7 separate regions of the Homo sapiens genome follow, and all the other regions are linked to region 6. The links are chromatin contacts, found by Hi-C or POLR2A ChIA-PET in ENCODE. All regions are on one chromosome and are shown on one strand. Each heading gives the region's core, a stretch centred on a gene start or an enhancer-like site at or near the end of the contact. The rest is flanking DNA. Distances are from core to core; before and after follow the strand shown.

What was found. Hi-C counts contacts between places; a loop is a spot of excess contacts on that map. ChIA-PET counts read pairs that join two places held with the same protein, here RNA polymerase II (POLR2A). Pooled maps may share reads with other maps.
Region 1: a map of CD8-positive, alpha-beta T cell shows a loop between it and region 6 (11-fold over the local background). The contact joins the promoter of CILP2 here to the promoter of ZNF486 in region 6. A Hi-C loop is called at or near these places in 1 of 168 maps with a recorded cell type or tissue (CD8-positive, alpha-beta T cell), 1 of 37 single-sample maps with no recorded cell type and 6 of 50 pooled maps. POLR2A ChIA-PET finds 5 or more read pairs at or near these places in 1 of 52 experiments (OCI-LY7).
Region 2: a loop to region 6 is called in a pooled map, with 7 times the contacts of the local background. The contact joins the promoter of NDUFA13 here to the promoter of ZNF486 in region 6. A Hi-C loop is called at or near these places in 5 of 50 pooled maps.
Region 3: a loop to region 6 is called in a map of ascending aorta, with 6 times the contacts of the local background. The contact joins the promoter of ZNF431 here to the promoter of ZNF486 in region 6. A Hi-C loop is called at or near these places in 2 of 168 maps with a recorded cell type or tissue (ascending aorta and naive thymus-derived CD4-positive, alpha-beta T cell) and 9 of 50 pooled maps. POLR2A ChIA-PET finds 5 or more read pairs at or near these places in 3 of 52 experiments (CD4-positive, alpha-beta T cell, activated CD4-positive, alpha-beta memory T cell and activated T-cell).
Region 4: a loop to region 6 is called in a map of naive thymus-derived CD4-positive, alpha-beta T cell, with 9 times the contacts of the local background. The contact joins the promoter of ZNF430 here to the promoter of ZNF486 in region 6. A Hi-C loop is called at or near these places in 1 of 168 maps with a recorded cell type or tissue (naive thymus-derived CD4-positive, alpha-beta T cell), 1 of 37 single-sample maps with no recorded cell type and 13 of 50 pooled maps. POLR2A ChIA-PET finds 5 or more read pairs at or near these places in 3 of 52 experiments (CD4-positive, alpha-beta T cell, activated CD4-positive, alpha-beta T cell and activated naive CD4-positive, alpha-beta T cell).
Region 5: a map of CD8-positive, alpha-beta T cell shows a loop between it and region 6 (9-fold over the local background). The contact joins the promoter of ZNF85 here to the promoter of ZNF486 in region 6. A Hi-C loop is called at or near these places in 2 of 168 maps with a recorded cell type or tissue (CD8-positive, alpha-beta T cell and naive thymus-derived CD4-positive, alpha-beta T cell), 4 of 37 single-sample maps with no recorded cell type and 9 of 50 pooled maps. POLR2A ChIA-PET finds 5 or more read pairs at or near these places in 6 of 52 experiments (AG04450, CD4-positive, alpha-beta T cell, WTC11 and 3 more).
Region 7: a loop to region 6 is called in a pooled map, with 6 times the contacts of the local background. The contact joins the promoter of ZNF714 here to the promoter of ZNF486 in region 6. A Hi-C loop is called at or near these places in 1 of 37 single-sample maps with no recorded cell type and 4 of 50 pooled maps. POLR2A ChIA-PET finds 5 or more read pairs at or near these places in 1 of 52 experiments (activated naive CD8-positive, alpha-beta T cell).

The regions. Positions count from the first base shown.
Region 1 is chr19:19,536,584-19,539,599 of GRCh38, reverse strand. It overlaps CILP2 (cartilage intermediate layer protein 2), which reads right to left and starts at 1,335. Exons shown (of 8, transcript NM_153221.2): 1 at 1,187-1,335. The coding sequence starts at 1,250. It overlaps YJEFN3 (YjeF N-terminal domain containing 3), which reads right to left. Exons shown (of 7, transcript NM_198537.4): 7 at 2,019-2,281. The coding sequence ends at 2,076. RefSeq lists a silencer at 1,090-1,459.
Region 2 is chr19:19,514,908-19,517,850 of GRCh38, reverse strand. It overlaps NDUFA13 (NADH:ubiquinone oxidoreductase subunit A13), which reads right to left and starts at 1,626. Exons shown (of 5, transcript NM_015965.7): 1 at 1,519-1,626. The coding sequence starts at 1,612. TSSK6 (testis specific serine kinase 6) reads left to right here and starts at 2,303. Exons shown (of 1, transcript NM_032037.4): 1 at 2,303-2,943. The coding sequence starts at 2,424. RefSeq lists an enhancer at 1,448-1,727 and a silencer at 1,938-2,057.
Region 3 is chr19:21,139,968-21,143,297 of GRCh38, reverse strand. ZNF431 (zinc finger protein 431) reads right to left here and starts at 1,258. Exons shown (of 5, transcript NM_133473.4): 1 at 1,112-1,258. The coding sequence starts at 1,114. RefSeq lists an enhancer at 753-1,232.
Region 4 is chr19:21,018,938-21,021,981 of GRCh38, reverse strand. ZNF430 (zinc finger protein 430) reads right to left here and starts at 1,325. Exons shown (of 5, transcript NM_025189.4): 1 at 1,179-1,325. The coding sequence starts at 1,181. RefSeq lists enhancers at 450-1,041, 1,042-1,635.
Region 5 is chr19:20,921,981-20,925,291 of GRCh38, reverse strand. It overlaps ZNF85 (zinc finger protein 85), which reads right to left and starts at 2,041. Exons shown (of 4, transcript NM_003429.5): 1 at 1,889-2,041. The coding sequence starts at 1,891.
Region 6 is chr19:20,165,645-20,168,745 of GRCh38, reverse strand. ZNF486 (zinc finger protein 486) reads right to left here and starts at 1,532. Exons shown (of 4, transcript NM_052852.4): 1 at 1,386-1,532. The coding sequence starts at 1,415. All of the region lies in intron 5 of LOC105372310 (a long non-coding RNA gene), which reads left to right. RefSeq lists an enhancer at 9-950.
Region 7 is chr19:21,080,580-21,083,535 of GRCh38, reverse strand. ZNF714 (zinc finger protein 714) reads right to left here and starts at 1,333. Exons shown (of 5, transcript NM_182515.4): 1 at 1,188-1,333. RefSeq lists an enhancer at 845-994.

The DNA.
Region 1 (3,016 bases), core at 86-2,585, 630 kb after region 6:
GCCACGATCATCCCCCCCCTTTTTTTTTTTTTTTTTGAGACGGAATCTCCCTCTGTCACCCAGGCTGGAGTGCAGTGGCACGATCTCGGCTCACTGCAGCCTCTGCCTCCTGGGTTCAAGTGATTCTCACACCTCAGCCTCCTGAGTAGCTGGGATTACAGGCACGCTCCACCAGGCCTAGCTAATTTTTATATTTTTAGTAGAGACGGGGTTTCACCATGTTGGCCAGGTTGGTCTCAAACTCCTGACCTCAGGTAGTCCGCCCGCCTCGGCCTCCCAAAGTGCTGGGATTACAGGCGTGAGCCACCGTGCTTGGCCCATGATCCCCATTTTAACAGGAGGGAAAATTGAGGCTCTGAGAGGCCAGAACCCAGCTCTAGCCCCAAGGGCTGCCATACACTCTCCTCCAGCGCGCTGCCCATGACCACCACCAGGCCCCCAAAGCCAGGTACCTCTCTCTGACCTAGCCCTAACCCCCCGGCTGGGGAAGTGCAAGTACCACCCAGTTCCCCTAGGCTAGAGTCTCCCTCCCACTATGTTCAGCTGCCGCGAGATCAATCAAGTTCAGCTGGCTGTGCCTCTGCCCTCAGGCTGGGCTCCCCCTCATCCACTTGGCCTGCTGGAAGCCCCTCCCTTAGTCTGTCTTCCATCCCTGTACTACAGTCCGAGCTGCCGGGAAGTCCTTGGAATCTAGACTGGCTTCTCCAAGATAGGAGCTGTCCAAGATACTCCCAGCAGAGTGATGAGGTCAGACAAGCCCCTTCCTTCTGGGTGCCTCAGTCTCCTCACTTGAGAAGTGGGCCCGTCCCCCGCCCCATTGAGTGTTCCAGGGATGGGCATTTCTTTCTCCAGCGGTTGGAGTGAGTGCGTGTGTGGGAGTTAGGTGGGAGGGGCCAGTTCCGACCCCTTCGGTCCAGGGTGGGAGACCTGGCCGGTGATTCAGAGTCCAAACCCCGGGAGGAACCCTAGGTTCTTATCCACACTCCCGGCTTAGCCAAGGAAGAGAATGGATGAGGCCCGCTCCGCGCCCCAGGTGGTCGCGGGGATCCGACTGGTGAAGGGGACCCAGTCCCCGGGGAAGCGCGTGGGTCCCTGGGTTCTCTCCCCGAGTGCGGCTTCACCCAAGGCCGGCTGCCAGGCCCTCGGGAGCCTCAGGGGCTGGGCGCGGGGGCTGGAGGCGCCTCACCTCGGGCCCCCGCCAGGTGCGCAGCGACGACACAGAGACAGAGCAGTGGCAGCAGCGACGCCATGGCCGGGGCAGAGCGTCCGAGGGAGGGTCCGGGCTCCGCGGCGTGCTCGGGTCCAACTCCGGCGGGTCTGGCGGCCGCTGGGACTGAGAGTGGGGGCGGGATGCGACCGCAGATCCCGCCCTGGCCACGCCCCATTCAGGCCACGCCCCCTGGCCCTGGGTGACGGCGCTCGAGCAACCCCTCTGGGTCGCCCCCCTTGGTGCGTCTGGCTGTGCCTCCGTCCTCAGGCTGTCCTGGGTTCCCCGTGGCCTGCTGGAACTCCCTCCCCGAGCCCACTCAGTCCTCCAAGCTGCATCCCAAGCTGCCTGAGGGAAGTGTCACTTGGAATCCAGCCTCAAGCTGCTCGGACCCGCTTTAGGTGGCTGGAAGTCCTGTCTCGCGTCTCACTTCGATCCTATAGGCTTTAGGCCACCCCAAACAGTCTGGGAGTCCCACCCTGAATCTACCCTCCATTCTTCTGGCTCGAGTTTTCTTTCTTCTTTTTCTTTTAATTTGTAGAGTCGGGATCTTGCTATGTTGCCCAGGCTGGTCCCAAACTCCTGGCCTTAAGCGATCCTCCAGCCTCAGCCTCCCAAAGTGCTGAGATTACAGGCAGGAGCCACCGCCCCCAGCCCTAGCTGAAGTTTTCTAGGCCAGCGGGAAGTCCCACTCCACCGCCCTTCTCATGCTCCCCGCCTTGGATCACCCAGGGACCGTGTGAAGTCCCTCTTCGAGTGTGCCCACCCCCGCAGCGGGCCCGGTGCACAAAGGAGGCGGAGGCGAGGCGGCGGTGGTGGGAGGGCTGTTTATTGGCGAGGGTCCCTGCGGTGTGGCCGCGGGTGGCGGTCACAGTGCCGCGACGCAGTCGGTGCCCGTGTATCCCGGCAGGCGCAGAGCGAACTTGCGGCGCACGTCATCGGGCACGAACCTGCCGGCCACGAAGTGGTGGCGCCCGGAGAAGCGGCCAGCGCAGCGCTTGGGCGCCGCGAGAGACACCAGCACGTCAGGCCGCAGCCCGTCCTCCGAATCGCTGCCGGTCTCTGCGTCCCAGCCTGAGGGAGGAGGGTCCGGGGGGATTGGGAACTGGGAGGGTGGCCTGCCCTCAGCCTAGAGTCCATCCTGTCCCTGCCTCCTCTCCTCTCCCCTCCAACACTGAGCCTCTGCCCTCAGACCAGAGTCCTGCTGCCCCACCCCCACTTCCCCTCCCCCATCAGACCCAGCCTTTTCTCTCTGGCACATGGGTCCTGGTGAGACTTGTCGCCCCCTAGAACTCTGCCTCCGCCCTCAGACAAGTCTCTCCCAGTCCTTGGAGGTGTTTCCCTCCCAATCAGACCAGAGCTTCTGCACTCAGACTTTCTGCTTCTGCTCCTATCCTACTATTCAATCGCCCTCCTCCATCTGACCCAGCCTCTGTCTTCAGTCACCCAGGCTGGAGTGCAATGGTGCAATCTCGGCTCACTGCAACCTCTGCCACACGGGTTCAAGCAATTCTCCTGTCTCAGCCTCCCGAGTAGCTGGGACTACAGGCACACGCCACCATGCCTGGCTAATTTTTGTATATTTAGTAGAGATGGAGTTTCACCATATTGGCCAGGCTGGTCTCGAACTCCTGACCTTGTGATCTGCCCACCTCGGCCTCCCAAAGTGCTAGGATTATGGGTGTGAGCCATTGCGCCCAGCCTGTTTGTTTTTAAGATACAGTCTCTCTCTATTGCCCAGGCTGGAGTGCAGTGGCACGATCTCAGCTCACAGCAACCTCTGCCTCCCGGGTTCAAGCGATTCTCCTG
Region 2 (2,943 bases), core at 377-2,876, 650 kb after region 6:
TGGGATACAAGAAAAACAAGAGGAGGTTGGCCGCGGTGGCTCATGCCTGTAATTCCAGCACTTTGGGAGGCTGAGGCTGGAGGATCACTTGAGCCCAGGAGTTTGAGACCAGCCTGGTCAACATAGCTGCACCCTGTCTCTACAAAAAGTAGAAATAAAAAATAAAAAAACCAAGAAGGGGCTGGGGAGGACTTTTCACCTCACACTGATTTTTCTACTGTCTGAATTATTACGTTTTTAATTACCATGCTCATTTTTGTGTGTGTGTTAAAATTGAGGAATAATGTGCATAACATGTAATTTAAATGTAAAGTTTGATTTGTTAAGAGACATGCATTCTGCCGAGCACGGTAGCTCATGCCGATAGTCCCATCACTTTGGGAAGCCGAGGTGGGTGGATCACTTGAGCCCAGGACTTCGAGACCAGCCTGGGCAAGATGGCGAGATCCCATCTCTATAGAAAATACAGAAAGCTGGGCGCATGCTTGTAATCCCAGCTTCTCAGGAGGCTGGGGTGGGAGGATGGCTTGAGCCCAGGAGGCGGAGGTTGCCAAGAAATCACTCCAGCCCAGGCAACAGAACCATACCGTCTTAAAAAAAAAAAAAGAAATGTATGTATTCACTCTTAGATTACGTTTAAAAGTTTCTATTTGTCTGTTAACCTGGGGACTGAGTATGGGCGCCTTTTAAGTTCTCTTTTTCAATTTTCTGTGCTGAGCCCGATAACAAAATTTAACGTGTTACTTAAACATTTGAAAACTTTACGCCGGGCATGGTGGCTCACGCCTGTAATCCCAGCACTTTGGGAGGCCGAGGTGGGCGGATCATCCGAGGTTGGGAGTTCGAGACCACCCTGACCAACATGGAGAAACCCCGTCTCTACTAAAAACACAAAGTTAGCCAGGCGTTGTGGCACATGCCTGTAATCCCAGCTACTCAGGAGGCTGAGGCAAGAGAATCGCTTGAACCCAGGAGGCGGAGGTTGCGGTGAGCCGAGATGGCGCCATTGCACTCCAGCCTGGGCAACAAGAGCAAAACTCCGTCTCAAAAAAAAAAAATTGAAAATTTAAAGAATATGGATTCCTGTGACACCATGCAGGCGGGGGCTGCCAGCAGGGAACCACTGCATAGAACATCTTGTAAATTCCCTCCAGGTTCCGGGTTGCGGCCTCAGCTTTGCCTTGGGGAGCCGCGGCCTTCTTTGGGCCTCAGTTTCCCCATCTTAGAAATCCAAGGGTGGCTGAGGGCCAGAGCACAGGCTATGACTCAGTTTAACCCACTGTAAAACGTAAATAACTAGAGGGACCGATTTCCTGGGCTGTTACGAGAAGGAAGAGGAGCTGGGAAAGACCTCAACAAACTGCAGCACTTAGCGTTATTACAGAAGCTATGATGGATCCCCGGGCTCCGCCTCCGGTCACACCGCCGGGAAAACTGAGGCCCGCCTGTGTCCCCGGAACCCCGCCCCCGAGCCCCGAGTGCCCAGACTCTGAGACCCCGGCGCAGAGTGATACTGACCCGACAGTCCTCGACGCGGCAAGTTCCGTTTGTAGTCGATGGGCCCATAGCCCCCCGGCGGAGGCATGTCCTGCTTCACCTTTGACGCCGCCATACTCGCAGTATCCCACACTTCCGGTCCCGGGCGGAAGTGACTTACTGCCACCGCCATGATGAGTGTGGCGGAAGCACTTGAGATGGTCCGCGGCACGGCTAGGAAGTCCCGGACAGTAGTGTAACTATCCGACCGCGCGGGAAAGCTCTGGCGGCGGACCCTGGGTAGGAATGCGCTGCCGGGCTGCAGCTGAGGGGTCTTTACTCCTCTTTTGCCCAGACAGGGCGTGACTCGCCTTGGTTCTTGCATTATAGGCCCTCGCGTTCACCTTGCCTCTGGGGTGTTGCGCAGGCCAGTCAGAAACTCCGAGCTCTCAAAGGAGCCAGGTGCCCCAGTTAAGGCCCCTTTTCCCGTTTTCGCCCCGTCTAGGGACTCTACGCGAAGCCCAGGGCTCCACGTAGTCACGGGCTGGGTACATGATGTTGGGGGGCAGCTGCTGCTCGAAGTCGGACTCACCCCAATCCCTGGAACGGATTCTGCTCCCTGGTGGTGATGGGTATCCCTTGCTAGTGGCCTCTCATCGGAAACTGACCATTCAGGATGATTATGAGTCACAAAGCAGGGAGGCTAGGGTGGCCCCGGGGCGGGGTCCCGGACCCCCACCCTAAGGCGGAGTGACGCCCGCAGTCACTTCACAAGGCAAAAATTGTTACGGGGCAATAAAAGGCACAACAGCGGCCAATGTCTGGCAGTGGGCACATGGGGGTGCGGGGGTGTAGGTGCCAAGCGCCATGGCTTAGACCCGAGATTGGAGTCCGGCCGCCCCCCGACAGCAGCCGCCTCCTGCCCCCCGTGCGCCCTAGGCGCCACCATGTCGGGAGACAAACTTCTGAGCGAACTCGGTTATAAGCTGGGCCGCACAATTGGAGAGGGCAGCTACTCCAAGGTGAAGGTGGCCACATCCAAGAAGTACAAGGGTACCGTGGCCATCAAGGTGGTGGACCGGCGGCGAGCGCCCCCGGACTTCGTCAACAAGTTCCTGCCGCGAGAGCTGTCCATCCTGCGGGGCGTGCGACACCCGCACATCGTGCACGTCTTCGAGTTCATCGAGGTGTGCAACGGGAAACTGTACATCGTGATGGAAGCGGCCGCCACCGACCTGCTGCAAGCCGTGCAGCGCAACGGGCGCATCCCCGGAGTTCAGGCGCGCGACCTCTTTGCGCAGATCGCCGGCGCCGTGCGCTACCTGCACGATCATCACCTGGTGCACCGCGACCTCAAGTGCGAAAACGTGCTGCTGAGCCCGGACGAGCGCCGCGTCAAGCTCACCGACTTCGGCTTCGGCCGCCAGGCCCATGGCTACCCAGACCTGAGCACCACCTACTGCGGCT
Region 3 (3,330 bases), core at 9-2,508, 970 kb before region 6:
GGGGATTATTCTTTGCTTTCTTCTCATGGGAAATATTTACAGATATTTTTTTTAAAAAATCTTTTAAAAAACTTTTTGAAAAGCGTCATTTAATGCTTTGTCAAAAAATAATTAAAATACGGTATAGAAAAGTACACTAAAAGACAAATAGGCGATAACGTGAATTAGGGAGGAAAAGCTGGCATTTGGAAACACCAGAAGGAACTGGAAATTTAGTATCTTACTGCAAGCCAGAGGGAGGCTGGAGAAATGAGGAATGGGGGTTAGACTTAAGACCCTGCTTGGGACACAGGTGAAAAATGCAGCGGAAAATCAGCTCCCCATGGACTGTGAAAATAATTAAAAGGCAGGCAATTAGACGGAGGTGTCTTTAGTCCCTGGGTTCCTACTTTAAAAAAATCTAACTGACGTACATTTTTCAGTAAATTACTACATTGAGAGAAACAAAACTCAGCCCTAACCAACTATAAACTGCCAATTAACCTCTGATTACATAATCAGGAAATTTTCACCTTTATTGTACAAATTAAGAAACTATGTAACTCTACCTAACCAATTACTGAATTTGGTTTTCTTCATCATGCTTTTTATAAAAGTCTTTTCTTCAAGTCCCGCCCATGAAGCACAAATTACAAACCACAGCTGGGTGCTCCACAATTTTTGAATCACTCTTTGATTAAATTATTTAATGTTTTTATAGTGACTCCCATATATTTTTAACAGAAGACAAGAGGAACTGGGAACTCCACGGAACAAAGCTCTTCCCATTCATGAACCCGCACCCCGAGTCAGAACTGTCCCCTGAAGACCCTCCCGTGGTCCCTGCACAATCTGGGAAAGACGCGGTGCTGCGGGTGCAGAGCTGCCCAGAGAGGGCTCCAGGCCAGGGCACAGTCACTGTGCAGTGAAGAGACAGGACGCCTGGGGTCCCGACTGTCAGCACAGCCGCCATCTTATGGCTGGAGGGGACTGAGGCCGAGCTGGGCAAGGAGAACTCGGGGCGCAGACTGTGGAGCTGACTGCGGGGAGGCCTGAGTCCCGCCACAGCCACTTCCCACCGGTTACAACCAGCCCTTCCCCTCTCTCGGGATGTCCGACCCGGCACTCTCACCATTTCTAGGCTTTCAGGGGGTCCCGGTGTCTTAGCTGTGGGTCTCCCAATACCTGCAGGTCACAGGGCCACAGATGTTGGGCCTCTAGGAGCAGAGGACACAGAGCAGCGAAGGGGAGACCTGGAGCTCAGGCTGCGGCGAGAGACAAAGGCCCCGCCACATCCCGGAAGCCGTCCTGTCCGCTCCAGCTGCGTGCCTGATTGGACGGTTCCCAGCCTAGCGTCGCTGATTGGATAACGTTTAAAACCCCACCTTCTCAGGCCCTGAGTGACAGAAGATGCGAACAGATGCTGGGCTGAGTGAAGAAAGAGTGACAGCTTAGGCTGCCGTCTTTTCAGGCAGGGCTTCCTCCCAGAGCTTAGCCAGGCCCACCCCAGAGGGAATTTGTATTTAACCTTGTGTGTAAAGTCACATGCATTTATAAATAACATACTGTATGCCTATTCACAAATGAAAAGAATATAATAACAATTATTTTAAAATTTCGGATTTTATGACCTTCCCGGCTTCTGGTCTTTCAGCAGGCCGTCTGAAATTTTAGAACGGAGGTAATTTTCTGAAATAAAATGTGAGCCATATGTAAATTTTAAATTTTCTAGTAACCAAACTTAAAAAAAAAAAGTAACAGGTTGAATTGATTGTAACAATTTAATTAACCCAATATATCAAAAAATTTTCATTTTAATGTGTGAGAAATATGTGATTATTAATAAAGTATATAAATATTTGAAACTAAATCTTTGAAACTAACTCTGTATTTTACCTTTCTAGCACATCGCAGTTCAGACCAGGAACATTCCAGGCACTCAGGAGCCACACATGACCAAAGCTTCCACATTGAAGTGCAGCTCTGATGTCGGGAGGTGAAGGGCCCCAGCAAACCTTTTCTGCCAGAGGTGAAGGAAAAGCCTCTCCCTACCAACATCTCCCTTCAGTTCTGAGGGTGGAACAGATAGTGGCCATAGAAAGAGCAGAGGGCAGCAAGAACAAAATAACCACAAGGAGACCACTGATAGCCACCTGTTGCCCATTTTCTTCCAGAGATCAGACAGTGAAGAAAGAATGTTGGGGCCACAGGATAATAAAACTCTGTGTCTTCAGATCTGTCCACACTCTTGACCTCAAATGTTTAGATATGGAGAAAACAGATTAAAGGCAAAACTTATTTTGCTATTGGCCTTGGCCCTAATGGTCAGGCCGTAGTTATCTGTTTTCTCCTGTGGTGTGTGGGACTGTGTGGGTATAAGCACCAATCACATGCATACATGTCTACGTGTATTTCTGCATTACTCAACATTCTCTTACAAGTCACCCAACTTTAAATCAGGGGAAAAAATCAGTACCTATAGGGTGCCCACTGTTAGAAGGTAACTAGTAATCAACCTGTCATAGAATCCTGGTGTCCTATCTGCACGGGGTGCATGTATTAGTTAGCTATTGTAGCATAACAAATCGTCCAAAACTTATTAGTTCATAATTGAGATGGTCAGCCATTTAGGCTAGACTGAGTGGGGCCGTTCTTCTAGTCTCAGCTGAGCTCTTTGAGACACGTATCATCAGCTGCTTGTTGACTAGCCAGCTGTGCTTCTGGGGGTGAGCTTCTAGTTCTGGGGCTGTCAACAGGGCACCTTGCTTCTCCTTCCCATGGTATCTTATTTTCCAGCTGGCTAACATGGCTTTATTCAGGGAGATGGCAGCATTCTGAAAGAAAAACAGAAGCATTCAAGACCATTTGAGCCTGGGCCCCAAACTAGCCCACTGTCATGTTCACAAGTTTCTACCACTCTGAGCCAATAAGGCCAGCCAGATCTAGGGTTTGGAAAACAGATTCTGGATCTTGATGGAAACAGTTGTAAAAGCACCTGGCAATGGGCATGGATACAGAAGAGATTAAAAATTGCCACCATTTTGCAATTAGTACCAATCTACCTCTTTTCCATATGTGGTTCATAGAACTCTTTCACATCAAGAAAATTGTCCAAAGACCCACAGATACTAAGTGGCTGGGCTGAGACTCAGGATTAACTCTGTCTGACTCCAAAGCCCATGTACCTCCATAGATCACACTACAAAGTAGCTGCCCTGCCCTAGACCCTTGAAATCCTGGAGAGTGACACTTGTACAGAAGAAACCAGATTCCTTCAGATTTGTGCTCAGTACTGTTTATCATTGGGAATAATCATCTCAAGAAATTGCAGAAGCACTAGCTGGCTCACAC
Region 4 (3,044 bases), core at 76-2,575, 850 kb before region 6:
CTTGTAATTCCAGCTACTCAAAAGGCTGAGGCAGGAGAAGCTTGAACACAGGCAGCGGCAGAAGTTGTAGTGAGCCGAGATTGTGCCACTGCACTCCAGCCTGGGCGACAAGAGCGAGACTCCATCTCAAAAAAAAAAAAAAAAAAAAAAAAAAAAAATCTAACTCAGGCGCATCGTTTTGAAAATTACTACATTGAAAGACACAAAATTCAGGCTTAATCAACTGTATACTGCCAATTAAGGTCTGATTACACAACCAGAAAATTTTCACCTTTATTGTACAAACTAAGAAACTACATAACGGTACCTAACCAATTACTGAATTTGGCTTTCTTCATCATGCACCTTATAAAAGTCTTTCCTTCAAGCCCCGCCATGAACAACAAATTACAAACCACAGCTGGGTGCTCAACAGTTTTTTAATCACTCTTTGATTAATTTCTTTAATATTTTTGTGGTGACTTCTGTACATTTTTTTTTTCCGAGACGGAGTCTTGCTCTGTTACACAGGCTGTAGTGCAGTGGCGCTATCTCGGCTCACTGCAATCTCCACCTCCCAGGTTCAAGTGATTCTCCTGCCTCAGTCTCCCAAGTAGCTGGGACTACAGGCGTGTACCACCATGCCCGGCAAATTTTTGTATTTTTAGTAAAGACGGGGTTTCACTATGCTGGCCAGGCTGGTCTTGAACTCTCCTGACTTAGTGATGCGCCCGCCTCGGCCTCCCAAAGTACTGGGATTACAGACGTGAGCCACCCCTCCCGGTCTGTACATTTTTAATAGGAGAAAAGAGGAACTAGGAACCCAGGACCAAAGTTCTTCCCATTCATGAACTCGCACCCCAAGTCAGGATTCTCCCGTGACGATTCTCCCGTGACGATCCTCCCGTGGTCCCTGCACAGTCTGGGAGAGACGCGGCGCTGCGGATGCAGAGCTGCCCAGAGAGGGCTCCAGGCCAGGGCACAGTCACTGCGCAAGGAAGAGACGGGACGTGCTGGGGCCCGCCTGTCAGCGCAGCCGCCATCTTAAGGCTGATGGGGACTGAGGCCCAGCTGGGCAAGAACTCGGGGCGCAGATTGTGCAGCTGACTGCCGGGAGGCCTGAGTCCCGCCACAGCCACTTCCCACCCATTACAACCAGCCCCTCCCCTCTCTGGGGATGTCGGACCCGGCACTCTCACCATTTCTAGGCTTCCAGGGGTTCCTGGCGTCTTAGCTGTAGATCTCCCAATACCTGCGGGTCACAGGGCCACAGAGCCTGGACCTCTAGGAGCAGAGGACACAGAGCGCTGAAGACGAGACCTGGAGCTCAGGCCACAGCGAGGGACAAAGGCCCCGCCAAACCCGGAAGCCGCCCTGTCCGCTTCACCTGCGTGCCTGATTGGACGGTTCCCTGCCTAGCGTCTCTGATTGGATAACATTTAAATCCCCGCCCCCTCAGGCCATGATTGACGGAAGATGTGATGAGATGCGGGGCTGAAAGAAGAGTGACAGCTTGGGCTGCATCCTTCTCTGACAGGGCTTCCTCCCTGAGCTGAGCCAGGCCCACCCCAGAGGTTATTTGCATTTAACCTTGTGTGTAAGGTCATATGCATTTATAAATAATATATGGGGCCGGTCACGGTGGCTCACGCCCGTAATCCCAACATTTTGGAAGGCTGAAGCGGGCAGATGACCTGAGGTCGGGAGTTAGAGACCAGCCTGACCAACATGGAGAAACCCAGTCTTTATAAAAAATATAAAATTAGCGGGTTGTGGTGGCCCATGTGTGTTATCCCAGGTACTCGGGAGGCTGAGGCAGGAGAACCGCTTGAACCTGGGAGGCGGAGGTTGCGGTGAGCCGAGATTGTGCCATTGCACTCCAGCCTGGGCAACAAGAGCACAACTCTGTCTAAAATATATATATATATATATATATATATATTTATTTATATATATTTATTTATATATATTTTTATATATTTATTTATATATATTTTATATATTTATATATGTATTTATTTATATATTTATATATTTATATATTTATTTATATATATTTATATATATTTATTTATATATATTTATATATATTTATTTATATATATTTGTATATATTTATTTATATATATATTTATATATATTTATATATTTATTTATGTATTTATATACATTTATATATATTTATATATATTTATATTTATATAATTATATATATTTATATATTTATATATATTTATATATATATTTATATATTTATATATATTTATATTTATATACTTATATATATTTATATATTTATATATATTTATATATATTTATATATTTATATATATTTATATATTTATATATATTTATATATAAATATTTATATATTTATATATATATATTTATATATTTATATATTTATATATATATATTTATATATTTATATATATTTATATTTATATATTTATATATTTATATTTATATATTTATATGTATATATTTATATATATTTATATTTATATTTATATATTTATATTTATATATATTTTTTATATTTATATTTTTATATATTTTTATATATTTATATATTATACATATTTATATTTATATATATTTATGTTTTTATATATATTTATATTTTTATTTTTATATATTTTTATATATATTTATATTTATATATATATAGTGGCTATTCAAAAATGAAAAGAATGTAACAATAATTATTTTAAAATTTCAGATTTTATGACCTTCCCGGCTAAAGGAGGCAGCCTCAGATTTTAAAAAGATGGTAATCTTCTGAAATAAAATGTGAGCCACATGTGAATCTTAAATTTTCTAGTAGACAAACTTGAAAAAGAAACAAGGAACAGGTTGAATTGATTGTAACAATTTAACCCAATATGTCCATAATATTATCATTTTAATGTGTGAGGAATGTGTAATTATTAATAATGTATATAAACATTTGAAACTAAATCTTTGAAACTAACTCTGTATTTTACCTTTCTAGCACATCGCAGTTCAGACCAGCCACATTCCAGTCACTCAGGAGGCACACGTGGCCAATAGCTGCCACATTG
Region 5 (3,311 bases), core at 792-3,291, 760 kb before region 6:
AGAGATGGGGTTTCACCATATTGGCCATGCTGGTCTCAAATTCCTGACCTCGCGATCCGCCCGCCTCGGCCTCACAAAGTGCTGGGATTACAGGTGTGAGCCACCGCGCCCAGCTGGGTGAAGTCAATTTTAATGTCTCAAGGAGTTAGCTTTTCAAAGGAAGAGTACACCAGGAGACTGCACTCAGACCCTGGGTATCTACCTGCTCCCTTGATAGGATACACTTCATACCTCAGGTTGTCCTATGAGAGAAAATGACCCAGGAGCTGATATTCACTAGACACTCTAGCCAACATAGCCACAATGGTGGGCATCCTGGTTTATCCCCATACAGTACTGAAAACCCAGGACCAGGAAAAAACTGAAGAGTGGCTGATGACCCATCACACCATAAAGTCTCCAAACGGAAACCTTGACCCACCAATATTCTGATAAGAACTCTGTGCCTAGGGAAGATAAAAGGAAAAGAGACACAGAGATTTTTTTACAATATGGTGTCAGGGATTATTATTCACTTTCTTCTCATGGGAAATATTTACAAACAGAAGACAATTTTTTAAATAGTGCCATCCAATGTTTTGTGGAAGAATTATTAATTGAAATATAAAATGTACAATAAAGGACAAATAATTGATAATGTGTATCAGAGAGGGGAAGGTGGCATTTGGGAATGTCAATGACACTGGAAATTTAGTATTTTACTGTAAATCAGAGTTAATCTGGAAGAACAGGGAGTAAGAAGTAGACTTGAGACCCTGCTTGAGACATATGTGAAAAATGCAGGGGAAAAGAAGTCCCCTGTGGACTGTGAAAATGATTCAGTGGCAGGCAATTAGACTGAGGTGGCTCTAGTCCCTGGGGTCCTCCTTTTTAAAAAAATCTAACTAAAATTTCATTTTTTAGTAAATTACCACATCGGGGAAAACAAAATTCAGGCTTAACCAACTATAAACTGCCAATTAAATTCTGATCACATAACCAGAAAATTGCCAACACGATCGTACAAATTAAGAGACTATATAACTGTACCTAACCAATTACTAATTTGATTTTTTTATCATGCACCTTATAAAAGTCTTTTATTCAAGCTCCTCCCATGGACCACAAACTACAAACCATAGCTGAGTGCTCTACAATACTTGAACCACTTTTTAAGTTCTTTAATATTTTTGCGGTGACTCCTATACATCTTTTTTTTTTTTTTTTGAGACGGAGTTTCACTCTTATTGCCCAGGCTGGAGTGCAGTGGCGCGATGTAGGCTCACTGCAACCTCCGCCTCCCGGGTTCAAGCGATTCTCCTGCCTCAAACTCCTGAGTAGCTGGGATTGCAGGCGCGCGCCACGACGCCCGGCTAATTTTTGTATTTTTAAAAATTGAGACGGGGTTTCACCATGTTGGCCAGGATGGTCTTGAACTCCTGACCTCAGATGATCCGCCCGCCTCGGCTTCCCAAAGTGCTGAAATTACAGGCGTGAGCCACCACGCCCGTCCCCCCATACATTTTTAACAGAAAAAAAGAGGAACTGGGAACCCCACAGCCCAAAGCTCTTTCATGAACCCGCACCCCGAGTCAGGATTCTCCCCTGACAACCCTCCCGTGGTCCCTGCTCAATCTGGGAGAGACGCGGTGCTGCGAATGCAGAGCTGCCCAGAGAGGGCTCCAGTCCAGGGCACAGTCACTGCGCAGGGAAGAGACAGGACGCCCGGGCCGGCTGTCAGCGCAGCCGCCATCTTATGGCTGGAGGAACTGGGGCCGAGCTGGGCAAAAAGAACTGGAGCGCAGATTGTGGAGCTGACTACAGGGAGGCCTGAGTCCCGCCACAGCCGCTTCCCACCGGTTTCAACCAACCCCTTTCCCCCTCGGGATGGCGGACCTGGCACTCTCACCATTTCTAGGCTTCCAGGGGGTCCCGGCGTCTTAGCTGTGGATCTCCCAATACCTGCAGGCCACAGGGCCACAGAGGCTGGGCGTCCACGAGCAGAAAACACAAAGCAGGGAAAACAAGACCTAGAGCTCAGGCTGCAGCGAGAGACAAAGGCCCCGCCACATCCCGGAAGCCGCCCTATCCGCACCAGCTGCGTTCCTGATTGGACGGTTCCCAGCCCAGCGTCTCTGATTGGATGATATTTAAGGCACCTTCTTTTCAGGCCCTGAGTGACAGAAGATGTGATCAGATGCTGGGCTGAAAGAAGAGCGAGTGACAGCCTAGGCTGCAGCCTTTTCAGACAGGGCTTCCTTCCTGAGCTGAGCCAGGCTCACACCAGAGAGTATTTGCCCTTACCTTGTGTATCAATTTATATGCATTCAAAAATAATATATTATATGGCTATTCACAAATGAACAAAGTATAACAACAATTGTTCTAAAATTTTAGATTTTATGACCTTCCTGTATTCTGGTCCTTTGAACAGGCAATCCTCTGAAATAAAATGTGAGTCACAGGTGAATTTTAAATTTTCTAGTAGCCAAACTTTAAAAAGAAAGAAGAAACAAGTGGAATTGATTGTAGCAATTTATTTAACCCAATATATTCAAAATATTTTCATTTTAATATGTGAGCAATATGTAATTATTAATGAAATATAAATACATTTGAAACAAAATCTTTGAAACTAATTCTGTATTTTACCTTTCTAGCACATCGCAGTTCAGACCAGCCACATTCCAGGCACCCAGGAGCCACACATGGCCAATAGCTGCCACATTGAAGTACAGCTGTGATGTCAGTGGGGGTGGAGGGCCTGAACACCCCTTTTCTGCCACAGGTGAGGGGACAGCCTCTATTTATCAACGTCTCTTTTCAGTTCCGAGGGTGAAACAAATAGTGGCTATAGAAAAAGCTGATGGCAGCAGGAATAAATCACAGGTAAACCACTGCTTACCACCTGTTGCCCATCTTTCTTTCAGAGATCAGACAGTGAGCAAAGGATGATGGGCCACAGGAGAAAAAAAACTATGTCTTCAGATCTGTTCACAGTCTTGACCTTTAATGTTTACATAGGAAGAAAATAGATTAAAGGCAAACTTATTTTGCTATTTGACCTCGACTCTAATGTTCAGGCTGTGGTTACCTGTTTTCTTCTGTGGTGTGGGAAACTGAGTGAATATAAGCACAATCACATGCATACATGTCCACATGTATTTCGGCATTTCTTTTTTTTGAGATGGAGTTTCACTCTTGTTGCCCAGGCTAAAGCGCAATGGTGTGGTCTTGGCTCACTGCAACCTCTGCCTCCTGGGTTCAAGCAATTCTCCTACCTCAGCCTCCCGAGTAGCTGGGATTACAGGCATGCACTACCACGCCCGGCT
Region 6 (3,101 bases), core at 283-2,782:
AAACTAAGTGTTTGAAAAATCCAGTGAAATTACTCAAACAGTGTTTACATAAAGGAAGAAAATTTTAAGATTCTTACTTTTTTTTTTTTTTGAGACGGAGTTTCGCTGTTGTTGCCCAGGCTGGAGTGCAATGGCACGATCTCGGCTCACCGCAACCTCCTCCTCCCGGGTTCAAGCAACTCTCCTGCCTCAGCCTCCCGAGTAGCTGGGATTACAGGCATGCGCCACCAAGCCCAGCTAATTTTGTATTTTTAATAGAGACAGGGTTTCTCCATGTTAGTCAGGCCGGTCTCGAACTCCCGAACTCAGGTGATCCGCCTGCCTTGGCCTCCCAAAGTGCTGGGATTACAGGCGTGAGCCACTGCGCCTGGCCCTTCTTTTGTGTGTGTGAAGGAGTCTTGCTCTGTCACGCACACTTAAGTACGATGGCGCGGTCTCAGCTCACTGCAACCTCCGCCTCCTGGGTTCAACCAATTCTCGTGCCTCAGCCTCCCAAGTAGCTGGGATTACAGGTGCCTGCCACCACACCTGGCTAATTTTTGTATTTTTAGTAGAGACGGGGTTCACGGTGTTGGCCAGGATGGTCTAGAACTCCTGACCACAAGATCCTCCCGCCTAGGTCTCTCAAAATGCTGGGATTACAGGCGTGAGCCACCGCGCCCGACCAGGAATGGGTTTTTAACCCCAACGTAGTTTTTGTTTTTGTGTCCTTCCCCTATTGGCTGGGGTCAGACCGCACAATCTAAGCTGATCCCGGTTGGCTTAGACCCAAACTTTTTCCAAATAGGATAAACGAGCGATTTGCGAGAAAAGGAAAAGGGAGAAAAAGGGGTAGGGTTGTTTTACAACTTTTACAACTTCTGATCAGGAAGTTGAGTCTTTGAAGAGGAATTTAGTTGTCCTAGCAACCCTTTACCTCAAGTGATCCGCCAGCCTTCGCCTCCCAAAATGCTGGGATTACAGACGTCAACCACCGCGCCCGGCCCCATAAATTTTTAACAAAAGAAAAGAGAAACTGTGAACCCCACGGACCAAAGCTCTTCCGAATCGTGAACCCGCACCCCGAGTCAAGATTCTCCCCTGATGACCTTCTCGTGGTTCCCGCACCATCTGGGAGAGACCCGAAGCTGCGGGTGGAGAGCTGCTGCACAGAGAGGGCGCCAGGCCAGGGCACGGTCACTGCGCAGGGAAGAGACAGGACGCCCCGGGACCGGCTGTCAGCGCAGCCACCATCTTATGGCTGAAGGGGACTGAGGCCGAGCTGGGTAAGGAGAAGTCCGGACGCAGATTGTGGAGCTGACTACGGGGAGGCCTGAGTCCCTCCACAGCCACTTCCCATCAACCAGTCCCTCCCCTCTCTCAGGATGTCCAATGGGCACTCTCACCATTTCTAGGCTTCTAAGGGGTCCCGGCATCTTGGCTGTGGATCTCCCAATACCTACAGGACACAGGGCCACAGAGGGTGGGCCTCTAGGAGCAGAGGACACAGAGTAGCGAAGAGGCGACCTAGAGCTCCAGATGCAGCGAGAGACAAAGGCCGCGCCAAACCCGGAAGCCGTCCTCTTTGCTCCAGCTGCCTGCCTGATTGGACGGTTTCCAGCCCAGCGTCTCTGATTGGATAATGCTTAAGGCCCCGCCCACTCAGTCCCTGAGTGACAGAGGATGTGATCAGATGCTGGGCTGAGTGATGAAAGAGTAACAGCCTAAGCTGCAGCCTTTTCAGGCAGGGCTTCCTCCCTGAGCTGAGCCAGGCCCACCCTAGAGCAAGGGAAAATTCTATCTCTTTTTTACTCTCTCTCTTTTTGCATGTATTCAAAAGGTGAACAGAAGTATTTTGCTGTCATATTAATAATACATAAAATTTTTGTTAGAAAATCAACTTTTACTTTGGTAATAGTGTATTATCAATACTAAAGCTAATTTTAATAAAACCTTATATATAAATCAGATTTGTCACTTTTGACCTCTCGAGATTTACACATATATTTCATAATCACTTGTAATTTTTTTAACTTTTTATATTTTATCTACATTCTTTTTTTCAATTTGAAACAACCTTTAAGTAATTTCAAATTGTTACAGGAAATAGAAATCATTTAGAACCAGGCGCAGTGGCTCACGCCTCTAATTCCAGCACTTTGGGAGGCCAAGGTGGGCGGATAACTTGAGTCAGGAGTTCAAGACCAGCCTGGCCAACATGGTGAAACCCCATTTCTACTAAAAATACAAAAAATTATCTGGGTGTGCTGGTGTGCACTTGTAGTCCCAGCTACTCCGGAGGCTGAGGCAAGAGAATCGCTTGAACCCAGGAGGCGGAGGTTGTGTAACAGCCCAAGGGTTTTACCTTGCCTTTTGTCTAGACAGAGCTGATTCATAAAGACAGGCCTTTTGCCTAGACAGAGCCCATTCATCAAGACAGGGGAATTTGTGGAGGAAAAGTTAAATATTAATTTTGAAATAAATTGAACACAGACACAAACAATGGTCACCAAGTCTCAGAACCGGTTGTGTGACCCCCTTGAGGCATTCATTGAGGCATTCATGTAGTGTCATTTCAGAGAAATCTCTGTTTCAATCTATTCCTATATGTTAGTTATTGAAAAACAAGATAACGTTTTTGTGTTCCTTGAGCCCAGTCGCAAAGGGCCCTAGTGACTGGGCCTCATGCCAAACATTTCAGCTCCATCAGGTCATTTATGTTCCTCTCCAAACTGTTTATTCTAGTTAGCAGTTCCTCTAACCTTTTATCAAGGTTCTTAGCTTCTTCAAATTGGGTTCGAACATGTTTCTTTAGCTCAGCAGAGTTTGTTATTAACCATCTTCTGAGGCCTACTTCTGTGAATTCATGCATCTCATCCTCTTATGTTCCTCTCCAAACTGGTTATTCTAGTTAGCAGTTCCTCTAACCTTTTATCAAGGTTCTTAGCTTCTTCAAATTGGGTTCAAACATGTTTCTTTAGCTCAGCAGAGTTTGTTATTAACCGTCTTCTGAAGCCTACTTCTGTGAATTCATGCATCTCATCCTCTTATGTTCCTCTCCAAACTGGTTATTCTAGTTAACAGTTCCTCTAACCTTTTATCGAGGTTCTTAGCTTCTTCAA
Region 7 (2,956 bases), core at 84-2,583, 910 kb before region 6:
CTGGAAATTTAATATCTTACTGCAAGCCAGAGTGAGGCTGGAGATATGGGGGACGGGAGGTTAGATTTAAGACAGTGCTTGGGACACAGTTGAAAAATGCACCAGAAAATCAGTTCCCCATGGAGTGTGAAAATAATTAAGCGGCGGGAAATTAGACTGAGGTGTCTCTAGTCCCTGGATTCCTACTTTTAAAAAAATCTGGCTGGGCGCGGTGGCTCACGCCTGTAATCCCAGCACTTTGGGGAGGCCGTGGAGGGCAGATCACCTGAGGTCGGGAGTTCGAGACCAGCCTGACCAACATGCAGAAACCCGTCTCTACTAAAACCACAAAATTAGACGGGCGTGGTGGCGCATGCCTGTAATCCCAGCTACCTGGGAGGCTGAAGCATTGGATCGCTTGAACCCGGGAGGCAGAGGTTACGGTGAGACAAGATCGCCCCATTGCACTCCAGCCTGGGCAACAAGAGCGAAACTCCATCTTAAAAAAAAAAAATCTAACTGAGGTGCATTTTTAGTAAATTACTACATTGAGAGAAACAAAATTCATCCTTAACCAACTATAAACTGCCAATTAACATCTAATTACATAACCAGGAAATTTTCACCTTTATTTTACAAATTAAGAAACTATGTATCTGAACCTAACCAATTACTGAATTTGGTTTTCTTCATCATGCTGTTTATAAAAGTCTTTACTTCAAGCCCCGCCCATAAACCATAAATTACAAACCACAGCTGGGTGCTCCACAATTTTTGAATCACGCTTTGATTAAATGCTTTAGTGTTTTAACGGTGACTCCCATACATTTTCAACAGAAGAGGAACTGGAACCCCACGGACCCATTCATAAACCCGCACCCCGAGTCAGGATTCTACCCCTGGGACCCTCCAGTGGTCCCTGCACAATCCGGGAGAGACGCGCCGCTGAGGGTCCAGAGCTGCCCTGAGAGGACTCCAGGTCAGGGCCCAGTCACTGCGCAGGGAAAAGACAGGACGCCCGGGATCCCGCAGTCAGCGCAGCCGCCATCTTATGGCTGAAGGGGACTGAGGCCGAGCTGAGCAAGGAGAACTCCGGGCGCAGATTGTAGAGTTGACTGCGGGGAGGCCTAAGTCCCACCACAGCCACTTCCCACCGCTTACAACCCGCCCCTTCCCCTCTCTCGGGATGTCGGACCCGGCACTCTCACCATTTCTAGGCTTCCGGGGTACCTGGCGTCTTAGCTGTGGATCTCTCAATACCTGCAGGTCACAGGGCCACAGAGGCTGGGCCTCTGCGAGCAGAGGACACAGGGCAGTGAAGGCGAGACCTGCAGCTCCAGCTGCAGCGAGAGACAAAGGCCCCGCCACATCCCCGAAGCCGTCCTGTCCGCTCCAGCTGCAGGCCTGATTGGACGGTTCCCAACCCAGCGTCGCTGATTGGATAACTTTTAAAACCCCACCTTCTCGTGCCCTGAGTGACAGAAGATGTGATCAGTTGCTGGGCTGAGTGAAGAAAGGGTGACAGCCTAGGCTGCAGCCTTCTCAGGCAGGGCTTCCTCCCAGAGCTGAGCCAGGCCCACCCCAGAGGGAATTTGCCTTTAAACTTGTGTGTAAAGTCATATGCATTTATAAATAATATATGGCTCTTCACAAAGGAAAAAATATAATTTTATAATAACAATTATTTTAAAATTTCAGATTTTATGACCTTCCTGGCTTCTTTCTGGTCTTTGAGCAGGCAGGCTGAGATTTTAGAAAGGAGGTAATCCTCTGAAATAAAATGTGAGCCATATGTGAATTTTAAGTTTTCTAGTAGCCAAACTTGAAAAAGAAACAAGAACAGGTTGAATTGATTGTAACAATTTAATTAACCCAATATATCAAAAAAATTTTCATTTTAATGTGTGAGAAATATGTAATTATTAATAAAGTATATAAATATTTGGAACTAAATCTTTGAAACTAACTCTGTATTTTACCTTTCTAGCATCGCACTTCAGACCAGGCGCCACACATGGCCAATAACTGCCACATTGAAGTGCAGCTCTGATGTCAGCGGTGTGAAGGGCCCAAGCAAACCTTTTCTGCCAGAGGTGAAGGAAGAGCCTCTCCCTACCAACATCTCTCTTCCGTTCCGGGGGTGGAACAGATAGTGGCCAAAGAAAGAGGAGACGGCAGCAGGAATAAAATAATTACAAGTAAAGCACTGCTGGATGAGATCACAGGCGCGCGCCACCATGCTCGGCTAATTTTTTGTATTTTTAGTAGACACGGGGTTTCACCATGTTGGCCAGGCTGGTCCTGAACTCCTGACCTCAGGTGATCTGCCCGCTTTGGCCTCCCAAAGTGTTGGGATTACAGGCGTGAGCCACCGCACCCAGCCTCAAAATGTTTTTTCTTTCTTTTTTTTTAATTTTAAAAAATGATGGGAACATGTCAAAGGGAGCCAGCCTGAAAGAACTCCCAATGGTCCATCCTGGAACAATGTTAGCATCCAAATGAATAATTAGAGCACTGACCTATAAAATAAATCAAGTCAAATAAATAAATACCCATGCATTTACACTGATACACAAAAAACTTTAAATAAATAAAAAAGAAAAAAGGATAGGGAAATTTTTTTTTACAGAATTCCAAATACTAATCAACATAGATAAAATGCTAAAGAAACCATCACAAAACCACCAGTTATTATTGTATCCAAGGTTAACTGAGGAGTGTAAAAATTGTAAATAACACTTAAAAAATAAGCATTGTATTTGCATAGCACCAAAGTATCTGACTAAATTGTACCCTTCAGTTTTAAAGCAACCTATCACTATTAAAAGCAACAATTATGACTCTTTGTTACTGGATTTATAATATGTAGATGTAAAATTGTAAAAGCACCACAAAAGATCAACGAATAAAATAGAATCGCCCAGGCACGGTGGCTCACGCCTGCAATCCCAGCACTTTGGGAGTCCGAGGTGGGTGG